2 separate regions of the Homo sapiens genome follow, and region 1 is linked to region 2. A link is a contact called in ENCODE Hi-C or POLR2A ChIA-PET data. All regions are on one chromosome and are shown on one strand. The core of a region is the stretch at or near the end of the contact, and the rest is flanking DNA. Distances in the headings are between cores, read along the strand shown.

Evidence for each region. Hi-C counts contacts between places; a loop is a spot of excess contacts on that map. ChIA-PET counts read pairs that join two places held with the same protein, here RNA polymerase II (POLR2A). Pooled maps may share reads with other maps.
Region 1: a pooled map shows a loop between it and region 2 (2.2-fold over the local background). The contact joins two enhancer-like sites. A Hi-C loop is called at or near these places in 2 of 50 pooled maps. POLR2A ChIA-PET finds 5 or more read pairs at or near these places in 4 of 52 experiments (K562, Panc1, RWPE1 and 1 more).

The regions. Positions count from the first base shown.
Region 1 is chr16:48,531,623-48,538,797 of GRCh38, reverse strand. It overlaps N4BP1 (NEDD4 binding protein 1), which reads left to right. Exons shown (of 7, transcript NM_153029.4): 7 at 1-72. Among named protein-coding and RNA genes, the nearest start is that of N4BP1, 75 kb to the left of the region's middle. RefSeq lists enhancers at 1-224, 1,164-1,233, 1,994-2,063, 2,094-2,463. Within about 2 kb of position 2,342, at least 25 of the 41 ENCODE cell types and tissues checked have a DNase peak (open chromatin) inside an H3K27ac peak, as active enhancers do.
Region 2 is chr16:48,313,965-48,320,992 of GRCh38, reverse strand. The region is part of intron 11 of LONP2 (lon peptidase 2, peroxisomal); the gene reads right to left. Among named protein-coding and RNA genes, the nearest start is that of SIAH1, 68 kb to the left of the region's middle. RefSeq lists an enhancer at 1,170-1,792. Within about 2 kb of position 2,137, at least 12 of the 41 ENCODE cell types and tissues checked have a DNase peak (open chromatin) inside an H3K27ac peak, as active enhancers do.

The DNA of each region.
Region 1 (7,175 bases), core at 1,093-3,592, 220 kb before region 2:
CTGTATTTCCCACGGCGCCTAGCACAGTGCCTTGCACTTGATAGGTGCTTAATAAATGTCTGCTCAACTGAACTGGAGGACAGTGCCTTCTTGACTGCGGCATCTGGCAGCAGGACCAGTAAGAGGCCGGGAATCCACTGCCCTGCAGTGGGACAGTGGGGTGGGGCTGGGGTCACTCCACTCCCTTCTCCCTCCCCTGCCAGGCTCCAGCACATGGCATCCTGGGCACACAGGTCCGGGGAGGGGTACCTGGCGCAGGCTGCATACTAGATGCACTCAGGCTTCCTGGCCAGGGCCGACAGCCGGCCCAACCTATGCCAGTCCAAGTCACTCCTGGGGAGTTCCTCTGTGGTGGTGGGAATCGTGGGATGCCAGGCCCAGGTCTGTCAGAAGCCATTTTCCACCCTGGGGGAAGTCGACCTGTGGCAGGAAAGAAGCGGCGACGTGAGAGAGGTTCCTGGCAGCATGAGCCTTGGGTTCCTGTTGTCAGGAAAGCCCTTCCTCGGACGTCACCACACCCCAGTATTCTAACACACTTTTTGCTTAAGCTGGTCATTCCAGTTGGATTTACGTCCTTTGAAATCGAGTCTTGAGTAACACGTGTTACTGTCTTTAGCAAGGATTTGCAGATTGTTTAGAAAGGTCCAAAGACCTGCACAAACAGGGCTTCAGGAGTATCCACCCCAGTCAGAAAATGCTGGAAGGGGCCAACTATTTCGGAGTTGAGTAACTTGAAACTCAGGCCTGGTGCCCCTCAGCAGAGAACTCGGCCTGGCTCTCGAGCTGTTCCCTGCTGCCGTGGCTCTGTGCCCATCCCACTGCCTCTTCAGTCCCCTGACGGCAGTTCTTTTCCCCAGTTCCCTAGTTGGGCAAATGCCAGCACTGTTCATTTGGAGTTTGACTTTCTGTATACTTCAGAACTGTAACTAAGCATTATTTTATTATGCCTATTTTACAGATGAGGATTTCCTCACCTGTAAAATAGGCATAATAATGCTTTCTACTTCAAGGGTGACATGAGGAATAAACGTGGTGCTTAGAACTGTGCCCAACCCAGAGCCCCGCTCAGTGACTGCTACTGGGGCTCTGATCAGCAGCCCTGCGGACACCTACCTAACTATTCGCCACCCTTCCAGGTCATCCCACACCCCCACCAGCCAGGTCTTATCTCCAAGTGCTAAGCCGTCATCCTCCAGGTTCTGAACGCACTCCTTTATCCCTGTGGTCCAATGATGAGGGTGCTTAGGTTAGGGCCTACATTTCTTTCAGTGCCTCAGCAGGGCCATGGGAAGTCCAGCTGTTCTAGAGAGGGCATTGTTCCTTGAACAAGGCAGGCACTTGGGAGAGTCCCTCGGGTGCCGTCACCAGAGAGAGCACCCGGAGGAAGTGAGCACAGCCACTGCCTGCCTGCAGGGTGCTGAGAAAGCTGAGGCCGGCAACCAGTGTCGTGCCCTCACCACCCATGTGCCCGGCAAGCTTCTGTCTCCTTTAATCCTCACCTCACTCCTAAAGTGCTGCTGTTATTATCTCCATTTTGCAGAGGAGGAAACTGAGGTACAGAGATGCTCAGGAACTTCCATTTCTTCAAGCTAAGATGTCCAGGATTTAGGATTTGAATTCCAATGGGCCATCCCACCTCCCTGAAAGGCAAAGCTGCACCAGAGGTGACTCAGCAGCTGGTATGGCACCTAAGATACCTCCACCCTTCAAGGAAAAGAATTGAGGGCCCATGACAGACCTGGGTCAAGGCTGTCAGTCTTCAGGGCACAGGGAGGCTGCGGAAGGAAGCTGCCTCCCCACTTCCTGCTTGGTGGGCCCGTATCCAGCCCTGTTCCTGCGAGAGGATGCCAAGAGCATATTTTTTTAAAGAAGTTGACCAGTTCTGCAGAAGCTGTGTCAGGAGTGAGCCCATGTATGCATCAGAGCCACCTTGCACTTCATTTCGGGAAACACAGATGAGTTGATGTTGATTGGAAACTGTACGTGGCCTTTTTCCCGGCTCAGGTTCCAATCCCCTACACACCGAGGATGCCAGGGCTGGGGGCATTCACTGGGGAAATGGACTGGGCAGGCAGGGATTTGCCCAGAAACAGAGCAGAAGTACCCACAGCCAGTGCTGGAGCCAAAAGCCCAGAGGCTTAGGGCTTCTTAAACCAGCCCCCTTTCACCCCCTCCTGCCTGGTGGCTTCAGCTCCCAGAGTCACAGGACTCCAAACCGCAGACTCCAGCCTTTGGGGCTTTCCTTCCCCAGCCCCGAGTCCCCAGGGAGCCCTGCTTGGCCCCACAGCCTGAAACCCAGTCTGGGGTCAGGCCTGGGCAGGCCCTGTCCTCCCCTCCTCCCTGCTTCTAGCGAGAAGAGGAGGCGGCGGCCTCCCCCAAAAAGAATGCGCTTGTCTGCCCGCCTGTCTGGCTCCTGGATCAGTCTAAAGTTTCAGCCACCAAAACAGGCAGCAGGAAGAAGAGGGCCTCCCGCAGCCTGCCCCTAGCAGCTGCGCACGTGGGCTTGCTCAGGGGACTTCCCCCAAACCAGGGTGTCTCTCAATGCCAGCAGGACCCTCTCCCCTTGCCAGCCCCTCAGGATCCCTGGCATGTCACACCTCCACTCTGAGAAGGGCTGGGAACCCTTACTTCTTCCCACTGTGTGGCTAAGGGACATGAGGCCCAGCCGGTGAGGGGTGGGGCCCAAACCCCTCATCCCCTCCGGATGCTGCACCTTCCCAGCCCCTCCAGGGTTCCTCCATCCCTGGTCTTGAGCAGCCACTTCATGCAGGGGACAGTGCCAGGGAAGGGAGAGAACAACCAGAATGGCCCTTCTTCTGAAGGCCTCATGCCCAGCCAGCCCGTGGAGTGAGGGCATCACCTGCTCCTGCACTTATTCTCCGTGACCTTGAGAAAGTTACGCAGCCTCTCAAGGCCTCGGGCCCTCATCTGTCAAGGGCTAGTGCTGCTGCCCTCAGAGCTGGTGGTCTGTGACCCTGGCTGTGCACTGGGATCCCCAGGGGCAGCGCTGCCCAGGCCACACCCCAGACCCTAGAGATCAGAATCTGACATCCACGTTTTCTGGTAATCCCAAGTGACCCGGCGTGCCCTCATGGTTGAGAAACACCTCCCTACTAAAGAGTAGTTGCAATGGTTGCAACCAGGACTGAATCCTAAGAAACGGGCCTGGCTCCTGGGAGAGTCCTTCCCATCCTGAGTCCCACGGTGAGGAAGGCACCTTTGCACCCAGGCCGGTGAGTGTTCCCTAGAATACATGTGGCTCCAGCGAGGGTCCCTCAGGGCCTCATCTGACCTTTGGTGGTTTTCAAATCCCAGGCCCTACAGAGGCAGGACACAGAGTGGGGCACGGAGCAGGGGAGGCCAGGACCCCTCCGGCTCCCTCCTGGTTCCTGAGTACCAGTGGGGCTGGCATTGGCATCAGGTGTTTCTCCCGACCTGGCCCCACTGTGTGTCCTCACCTCCTGACAGAAGCTGGCTTAATTACATGTGGGGACAATTTCTGCACAAGAGGGAGGAGAGCAGCTGGTACCCATTGAGCTTGCAAGCTTCTTTCCACAAAGCAGCGCCTTCATCCTCCCCACTGTGCACTCCCTGCAAACCCTGGTCACCATCCCACAGGCACCAGGGACCTGAGAGCCCAGCAGGGCCAGCCACACCGCTGAGAAGGGAAGGAGGAGGCCACCCAGTGGAGAGCCCTCGTTTCACAGTTGCAGTGTGGACAGAGGCCCAGCTAGCTTGGGTTGCCCATGGCCATCAGCTGTTCGGTAAGGCAGGACTGAGTCCAGGTCTTATTCCCACATTTGTTCTTTCCACTGCCTCCCCTGAAGATGAGTTTCTTTTCCCTGTGAGCCTTTTCTAGTTGTCTGACACTCCCAGCTTTAATAAACCCCCACCTCCCCAGCCCAGGAACTCTGGCTTTGAGGACCACCCAGAGCATCTCACACCCGTAGAGGTGGGGACGGTGGAGCGGGACTGCCAGTCACCTGGTCCCTCCCTCCGAGAACTCTGGCTCTAAGAAGGCACGAGGCATAGCTGGAAGAGGCCCTCGTCCACCATTTGGCCTCTGCGGAGGTGGCGTCCATCCCAGACCTTCGAGCACTCCAGCTTATCAGAATTACTATCCCCAGCCCAAACCACCCCTTTGGGGCTTGGAATCCCGGTATCACAGGGACCACAAGGAAGATGGCCATTCATTCATGCCTTGATGTCTACCATCCTCTGTTTATAGCTTCTGCATTCTAAATGTCTGCTGGGATGGGCCACTGTGGAGGCTGACAGCCTCACAGGGCAGGGAAGTCAGAGCCTGGAAGTATAGATGGGGTGGAAGGGAGCTAACTGGGCTGGGGAGGGGTGCTGCGGATGGGAGAGCGCTCGCACAGGGAAACAGAAAATGGAAAAGAAGATTCCGTGGGGGAGCTTTAGAGGAACTTGTAAGTATCTTGGAGCTGGAGAAGTCAGGGAAGAGGGTCTGGCTATATCCTAAGAGATGTATTCTGCCTCCTCTCCCCAGCGTGGAAGGCCAGCTGGGTGCACACTCTCCTCTGGAAAACCCTACCCAAGCCTGCGTTTCTGCACCTTGGAGACAACTCTGGCTCCAGCCTTCACTGACTCTTGTAACAAGAGGGCAACCAGTTAACCTAGCTCTATTCCTGGGGCGTATTAAGGGGATGGCGGGGTCGAGATGGGGGCCTTCGATGTATGGAGGACTCACTGTTCAGCTGCTTCCAATGTCTGTTCTGGAGGGCTCAGCCTGTCAGTAGCACGAGATGGCCCAAAGGTCCTGGTACCAGATGATGGGGCTCAGTCTTCCCAAGACCACTGAGATGAGCCAGCTCCTCTGCAGAACCCACAGTCTGTCTGCACCTCTGGCCTCCATGTGCACCCTCCTTGAAGGGCCAGGACCCAGGGGAAAGTTAGCCCTGCTGCCCAAGACTGCACAGTTCACAGCCTTCTCTGGCAGCAGGAAAATGCATCTGGTTCCTCTTTGGGGAAAAAAAATCAAGTTGGTTTTTCTTTTTGTTTTTTGTTTTGTTTTGTTTTTTTTAATGGAGCACAGTCATTCCTAATCATGACTTAACGTATGTAACTTCTACTCAAGAGGATCCCTTAACTGCCTGGAGTCTCAGTGACCCCTGCCTGTACACTTGGTCACCCTGGTTTGCAAGCGAATACCATTGTCCATTTACATCCAGCAAGCCCTACATAACCAGGGTTGGGGTAGTTCTTTTTCCTTTAGTCAACTTTTTTATTTTTATTTTTATTTATTTATTTATTTTTTGAGGCGAAGTTCTGCTGTGTCATCCAGGCTGGAGTGCAGTGGCACAATCTCAGCTCACTGCAACCTCTGCCTCCCGGGTTCAAGCAATTCTCCTGCGTCAGCCTCTCAAGTAGCTGGGATTACAGGTGCCTGCCACCACGCCCGGCTAATTTTTGTACTTTTTAGTAGAGACAGGGTTTCACCATGTTGGCCAGTCTGGTCTTGAACTCCTGACCTCAGGTGACCCGCCCACCTGTGAGCCATCGCACCAAGCCACAACCTCAATCAACTTTGTATGAATTTTTAAAAGGCTTCACTCTGGAATACTGTGCAGCCACAGAAAAGAATGAGATCATGTATTTTGTAGAAACATAGATGTAGCTGGAGGCCATTATCCTTAGCAAACTAACATGGGAATAGAATACCAAATACCTCATGTTCTCATTTATAGGTGGGAGTTATTAATAAATGAGAAAACTCATGGACACAAAGAGGGGAACAACAGACACTGGAGTCTATTGGAGGGTGGAGGATGGGAGGAAGGAGAAGATTAGGAAAAATAATGCACGACAAACCCCCATGACACAAGTTCCCTTATATAACAAACCTGTACAGGTACCCCTGAACTTAAAAGTTAAATTTGGAAAAAAAAAAAAAAAAAAGGTTGGCCAGGCATGGTGGCTTATGCCTGTAATCCCAGCACTTTGGGAGGCCAAGGCAGGCGGATCACCTGAGGTCAGGAGTTCAAGACCAGACTGACCAATATGGTGAAACCCCATCTCTACTAAAAATACAAAAAAAATTAGCTGGGCATGGTGGCATGTGCCTGTAATCCCAGTTACTCAGGAGGCTGAGGCAGGAGAATTACCTGAACCTGGGAGGCGGAGGTTGAAGTGAGCCGAGATCGTGCCATTGCACTCCAGCCTGAGCAACAGAGCGAGACTCCATCTCAAAGGAAAATAAACGGCTTCACTCATCTTCCTCCTGTACAGGACAGAACAGGACCCTTTTCATTGTATTTTGTTATTTTTAGTTATTTATGTATCTTTAGAGATGGCATCGAGCTACCTACACTGGTCTCTAACTCTGGCCTCAAGCGATCCTCCTGCTTCAACCTCCTAAAGCACTGGGATTACAGGCATGAGCAACTGGGCCAGCCAAGGACCCTTTTTAAAGAGCAGGGAGAGAAAGAGAGACAGAGACGGGGGTGGGGGGTGAGAGGCGTGGAGTGGAGAGAGAGTGTGGAAAGGCAGGGCCAGGGCTCCTGTGCATTGGAACACCTGATTTCCATGGCCGAGGAGAAATCATTGCCCACAGCCTTTGTCATGTTCAGAATTGCCAAGCCCGAGAGCTGGGGGGACCCTGCCTCCCCTAAGGCTTTGACCTCCTGCCAAGGGGAACCTCCAGAGAGCAAATCTATAGAAAACCAACTGGGCACAGCTTTCCAAGAAAAATAGAGCTTTTTTCTTTTCTTTAAAAATTGTATGAAATTGTCAGAATCATATGCCCAGGTGGTGGAGAGAAGTAGCAAAAAGAAGGCAGTTTCATGTTTGAAGTTGGAGTGCTGGAGGAATCGCGGCCAGCTGGCCTGTGCTCGGGATGTCTCTGCAGCCCTCTGCTCCGCTCCCTCTATGGGAGTGTGCTCCTCGCCTGCCCGTCCTGCACTTGGTAATTGCAACCATCTGTTCAGAGTGGAAACTCACACTTCCAGGCCCAGGCACCGCTGCTCTCTGGAGGGTCGTTATAGGGCAGTGAGGGCGGATGTCCCTCCCCGTGTCACCCACAGCCATCTCCTCTCAGTCAAGCACAGCCCAGTTCTGGTTCCAGCTCTGCTGTGGACTCCCTTGGGCTTGCCCCTTCCCTTCTCTGGGTGTCAGGGTCCAAGTGCGCGAACATACGTGAGAGTCCCCACCCGGCT
Region 2 (7,028 bases), core at 888-3,387:
CACTCCACTCCAGTCCGGGTAACAGAGCCAGACTCTGTTTTAAGGTCAATGCATTTTCCTATATGATTCATTTAACAGAATGATGACTTTATAATTATTTGATAATATTTTATTTTCCTGTCCCCAATTGGAATTCAAATAACAAATGTTTGGCTCCTATTATAGTTAGATTTTTGCCTTCATTGAAGCTTCCTCCCGGTCTGTACAGGCAAACAAGTCTCTCTTAAACCAGGCCAATATTGATGAGGGATAAATCAGTAAATCAGTGTAAATGTCAGACTCAGAAAATAATATTTAGTATATCTTCATGATATTGGCAGTATATACCAACATGATATTTTCACCTCAACGTTAGACCACCGCCTGATTTTAGAAGTTTGGACATAGCATACTGCCTAGTATCCCATCAAATGCAATGGATTTAGCACAGAAAGTGTTACTCTCTAGATCTATTTTTTTTTTTTAATAATCTTGGCTTATTTGTAAAATCCAATTAGCTCTAACAACACTACAAACCCCTGAAGCTTAGTACCAATGAGCCAGTGCCTAAACTCTTGTCTCTGAAACCCATATTCCTCAACAGCAACCTTAGTTCCTTGGAAAATTATAAATTCTTATTTGTCCTGAGCTACTAATACAATCAAAGGAAAGGTAAGAATGAACAAGATGAAACAAGACTTTAAATACTGAAAATGCAAAACCGAATCCAAACTTCTAACCCCTATCTGTGCAACCTGGGTCTTTGATAAGAAATCAGCTCAAGTTTGATGGATATTCTACAGTATAAACTTCAATGCGGGCTTAGAAAAATTCTTTTTTTTTTTTTTTTTTTTGAGACAGAGTCTTACTCTGCTGCCCAGGCTAGAGTGCAGTGGCGTGATCTCGGCTCACTGCAACCTCCGCCCCCCAAGTTCAAGCGATTCTCCTGCCTCAGCCTCCCGAGTAGTTGAGATTACAGGCCCCTGCCACCATGCCTGGCTAATTTTTGTATTTCAGTAGAGATGGGGTTTCACCATCTTGGCCAGGCTGGTCTTGAACTCCTGACCTCGTGACCCACCCACCTCGCCCTCCCAAAGTGCTGGGATTAAAGGCGTGAGCCACCACGCCTGGCCAAAAAATTCTTACAGGCACACGCACAAAAAATAATCTGTGTCAGCTAGCCTTCAAGATGGTGCCCAGATATCCCATCCCCATGGAGTTAGTGCCTCCCATATCATACCAGGGTTGGGCTGTGTGACCAAGAGAATATGGCAATAGTGATGGGTATAAAAGACTGCAGTTTTGTCTTGATTCTTACTCTCCCTGCTTCTCTCACACATCATTCCCTCTGGGAGAAGCCAGCTGTCACAGCCTTGCCCTAGGGAGAGACACATTACCTCTTACCAGAGATAAGAAACTGAAGGCTCTGGCCAAGTCAGCAAGGAACTGAGGTCAGCTAACAGCCATGTCAGTGGGCTATATAATATAAAACTATATTAATTTTATATTAAAACTAATATAAAATCCAAAAGATAGGAAGATCCTGTAACAAGTAGAAGACTGTTCCAAGAAGACAAAGACAGGAATTTAGCAAAAAGTTACACAAAGCACAGAGGTTACTTTTTATTTTTTTTGAGAGAGTCTTGCTCTGTCATCCAGGCTAGAGTGCAGTGGCTTGATTTTTGGCTCACTGCGACCTCCACCTCTTGGGCTCAAGTGATTCTCCTGCCTCACCCTCCCAAGTAGCTGAGATTACAGGCACCCACCACCATGCCCAACTAATTTTTTCTATTTTTAGTAGAGACAGGGTTTCACTGTGTTGGCCAGGCTGGTCTCGAACTCCTGGCCTCAAGTGATCTGCCTGCCTCGGCCTCCCAAAGTGCCAGGATTACAGGCATTAGTCACCATGTCTGGCCACAGAGGTTACTTTCTAAACATTAAATTTAGCATTTTCTGTTAACATAAATGCACTCATGGCCGTAGACGAGAATGGATATGTTTCAGATTTGGAGAAGAATAGTCAAAAAAAAAAAAAGCTGAAAGGATCAAAAGCACTTGATTCTCTTGCAGAGCCAGCTTCCTGTTTTGGTTGAGGAAGGAGCTGCACTTAAAATAACTAGCATAAAGCATGCTTAGGGCTTGCAAAGTCAATGGCAGGAAGCCACAACAAAGAGCTCTGAAAGCAGCCCAACAGAAGGCTGATTCCTCCTGGAGAACTGCATCCTGAGAAAGGCTAAGAGAAGAGGCGCTTGCATAGTCAGTGAGTGGGAACGAACACAAGCCCATCAGCATGTGGCTCTCCTCTGTGACACTCTGACCCCTTGGCTCTAGGTATACTTGCTTACGTGGCAGGATACCTTTCTCCCACTCACCACATTCTTGCCAATAGTTAAAGGTGTGGTAAAGTGGGAGAATGAAAGTCAATGAATGAAAAGAACTAGTGCTGTAAAATTCAAATATTTTATTTTGATGAATTTTATTTTCTTTCTTTTTTTGAGGCAGAGTCTTGCTCTGTTGCCCAGGCTAGAGTGCTGTGGTGTGATCTCGGCTCACTGCAATCCCCGCCTCCCAGGTTCAAATGATCCTCCCATCTCAGCCTCCCAAGTAGCTGGGACTACAGGTGTGTGCCACCACGCCCAGCTAATTTTTGTATTTTTAGAAGAGATGGGGTTTCACCATGTTGGCCAGGCTGGTCTCAAACTCCTGACCTCAAGTGATCTGCCCTCTTCAGCCTCCCAAAGTGCTGGGATTACAGATGTTAGCCACCACACCTGGCTTTTGATGCATTTTAAATTGAGGTTGTCTGGAAAGCAAGCCCTAAGCATGCTTTATGCTAGTTATTTTAAGTGCAGCTCCTTCCTCAACCAAAACAGGAAGCTGTCCCTGCGAGAGAATCAAGTGCTTTTGATCCTTTCTGCATTTTTTTTTTTTAACTATTCTTCTCCAAATCTGAAAAACCACATCCCGGGAGTACCACATAATAAAAGGATGTATATCAAGGAATTAAGGATGTAATACCTACTTCCTTCCACTACATTAGGTTGATTTCACTGTCCCACCTAAGGCAAATACAGCAGATAAACAACAAATCTCCAAATGCAACTCACACAAAATAGGATCCATATTGAGCTACAAAAATTGTCATTGAGGGAGACAGACTTGTGGTCTAGCCAGCCAAAGCTTTGTGGTCAGCAGGGGGCTCAAGGAATCTATCATAAGAGGACAGGCCTGTCATCACTGACATCAAATCTTATTGCTTATGACTCACCACCCAACCACTAGCCTTTTCTCCAACTTACAGCTTCTCTTTTCCTACAGACTGGAAAATGGATAGCCAAGTTTATAAAGACATGTCTGTTAACCAAGTCAAACAGGCAAAGCATGGTGTTTACTGAGGAATGTTGTGAAGGGATTTATAAATCAAATCACAGTCAAAGTAGGTGGCTACTAAAGATCCTACTCAAATGAGATTTTATAATAGTCAATTATATAGGTAGAAGCCTAAAGCTACAAAACAAAAGCAATGTTTCTTCTTAGTTTTGTTGTTTTTTCCCCCTCTTTTCTTTGGGATTTGAGGTAGAATTGAGTATCACCATAATTCAGAATTGACAGAGTAGATGGTATGTTTAGAATCATAAAACATTTAGTCAAAAGTAATTCTGAAAATTAGAGGTTGTCAAAGCAACTGGGACTTCATTGGCAAAATCCCAATAAAGGAAGAAACCAAAAAGAAGGATCTCAAAAATCTGCACTTAAATCCCCCTCAAGCTGTTGACTAACTCCTAAGTTGAATGTATTCAGGGTGAGTCTTTTAGAAACCCAGGAGAAAGGAGAAGCCAGGATGCTAAAGACCTGATTGGATTTTCATGTGAGAACTCAGAAAGATCATGCTCTAGAAGTAAGGGTCACCCACGAAGGAATAAGAACTACATCCTGGGAGTACCACATAATAAAAATAAAGACTGTATCCCAGTAATAAGACCCAAACTGAAATTGACGAGTCCTGACAAAGCCTAAAACTCAGCCTTGACAGGACAGAGTGACAGGTTGGTACTGTAGTTACCAATCAGAAGAAAATGTAACACTTTTCAGAGGATAATAGTTACAGCCCTTGTATTTTTCATCCAATGTCTGGCATCCAGTAAAAAAATACAAGAAATGCTAAAAAACAGAACAAAAAACTAGAAATCAAGGGGGAAAAAAAGGTAATACAAACAAAACAAACACCAAACATAACTGAATCAGATAATGGAGTGTTAAGGTAGAGATTTTCAAAATAATGACTAGCATGTCCAAGAAAATAGGGAAAAGGAGGGATTAAATAGATAAAAAGATAGAAAATATCAATGGAGAATCTATTGGAGTCCATATATATACAAAGAATCCTGGCCGGGTGTGGTGGCCCATGCCTGTAATCCCAGCACTTTGGGAGGCCAAGGTGGGTGGATCACTTGAGGTCAGGAGTTCAAGACCAGCCTGGCCAACATGGTGAAACCCCGTCTCTACTAAAAATACAAAAATTGGTCGGGTGTGGTGGCGGGCGCCTGTAATCCCAGCTACTCGGGAGGCTGAAGCAAGAGAATCACTTGAACCTGGGAGGTGAAGGTTGCAGTTAGCCAAGGTCACGCCACTGCATGCCAGCCTGAGCAACAGGGCGAGACTCCGTCTCAAAAAAAAAAAAAAAAAAAAAGAATCCAATGGGCTGGGCGCGGTGGCTCATGCCTGTAATCCCAGCACTTTGCACTTTGGCAGGCAGAGGAGGGCAGATCACCTAAGGTAAGGAGTTCGAGACCAGCCTGGCCAACACGGTGAAACCCCGTCTCTACTAAAAATACAAAATTAGCTGGGTATGGTGGTACACGCCTGTAATCCCAGCTACTCAGGAGGCTGAGACATCAGAATCGCTTGAATCCAGGAGGCAAAGGTTGCAGTAAGCCAAAATCGTGCCACTGCACTTTAGCCTGGGTGACAGAGTGAGACTCTGTCTTAAAGAAAGAAAAAAAAAATATCCAGTGGCCATTCTAAAAGTAAAAAAAAAAAAAAAAAAAAATTACAATATGGTAATTAAGAACTTCATAGGCTTAATAGCAGACCACAAAAAAATAGAAGAAAGCAATAACAAACTGGAATACAGGGCAACAGAAAATATCTAAACTGAATGAGAGAGAAAAATTAACAAACAAAAAAAAAATAGAAAGGAGGATAAGAGACAGTGAAGGGCTCTCTTCTCAGAATCCCAGAAGGAAGAGTAAAAAAATGGGAAGAATATTTGAAAAGATAATGGCCAAAATCTTTCCAAAACCAATAAAAGAGTATACAAATTCAAGAAAGTCAGTGCTATGGTTTAAATGTTTGTCCCCTTCAAAATTCATGTTGAAATTTAACTGCCATTGTAACAATATTAAGTAGTGAGACTTTTAAGAGGTCAGTAGGCCATGAAGTAACAAGTTGCTCTTAGGTTCCTGAAGATTCTGCCCTTATGGGTGAGACTGATATCCTTATAAAAGAGTGAGTTCAGGCCCCCTTCTCTTTCTTTGCCCTTCTGCCATGTGAAGATGCAGCAAGAAGGTTCCTGTCAGAAGCTGGCACCTTGACATTGGACTCTTCAGCCTCCAGAACTGTGAACCAATACATTTCTGCTCATTTAAAATTACCCAGTCTGTGGTATTCTGTTACAGCAACACAGAACGAACTGTCAGCAAATCTCAGGTTGAATAAACAAGTAAAATCACACTTCACCACATGATTGTCTGACATGTCTGTTAACAAAGTCAAACAGGCAAGGCATAGTGTTTACTGGAGAATGTTGAGAATTAAATCAGGGTCAAACTGGACAGTTTCTGAGAATCCTACCGAATTGTCATTTTATAATATTAGGTGATGAGGGGTGACCTAAAGCTACAAAGCAAAGCCTATGTCAGTTGGTAATTTCTTCATAGGCTTTTATCCTGCTTACTTTGTCTATTATCATTATTTCTATTCAGCATTTCCCAGGAGGTCCTAGACAACATATTAGGGAAGAAATTAAATAAAAGGTATAACGTTGGAAAGGAAGAAGTAAAAACTGACATCTGCATTTGTGATTACAGGATGGTAGATGCAGAAAATCCAAAAGATTCCACAAACAATTATGATTAATAAGTGAATGTGGCAAGTTTGTTGAACAGGAGGCCAATATTGCATTGTCATACACTACCAACAAAAAATTAGAAAACAAAATTTTAAGAACGTTATTTACAATAATATACACATAAAGATCAAATACCTAGGAAGATATCTAAAGAAAAATTATGTAAAAGTGTGCCACAGAAAATGATCAAAACTCTTAAAAAACTTATTTAAGAAGATCAGATGGTTGTAGATGTGTGGTCTTATTTCTGAGTTCTCCATTCTATTCTATTGGTCTATGTGTCTGTTTTTGTACTAGTAACCAATGAAGAAAGGATTCTCTATTTAATAAATGGTGCTGGGAAAACTGGCTAGCCATATGCAGAAAACAGAAACTGGACCCCTTCCTTACACCTTATACAAAAATTATTTAATAACTCAAGATGAATTAAAGACTTAAATGTAAAACCCAAAACTATAAAAACCTTAGAAAAAAATCTAGGCAATACCATTCAGGACATAGGCACGGGCAAAGATTTCATGAAGAAAATGACAAAAGCAATAGCAACAAAAGCAAAAATTGACAAATGGGATCTAATTAAACTAAAGAGCTTCTGCACAGCAAAAGAAAGTATCATCAGAGTGAACAGACAACCTACAGAATGGGAAAAGAATTTTTCAATCTATCCACCCGACAAAAGTCTAGTATCTAGAGTCTACCAGGAACACAAATTTACAAGGAAAAAAAAAAACAACCCCATTAAAAAGTGGGCAAGGGACATGAACAGACACTTCTCAAAAGAAGACATTATGTTGCCAACAAACATAGGACAAAGAGCTCAACATCACTGATCATTAGAGAAATGCAAATAAAAACTACAATGAGATACCATCTCACGCCAGTCAGAATGACAATTATTAAAAAGTCAAGAAACAACAGA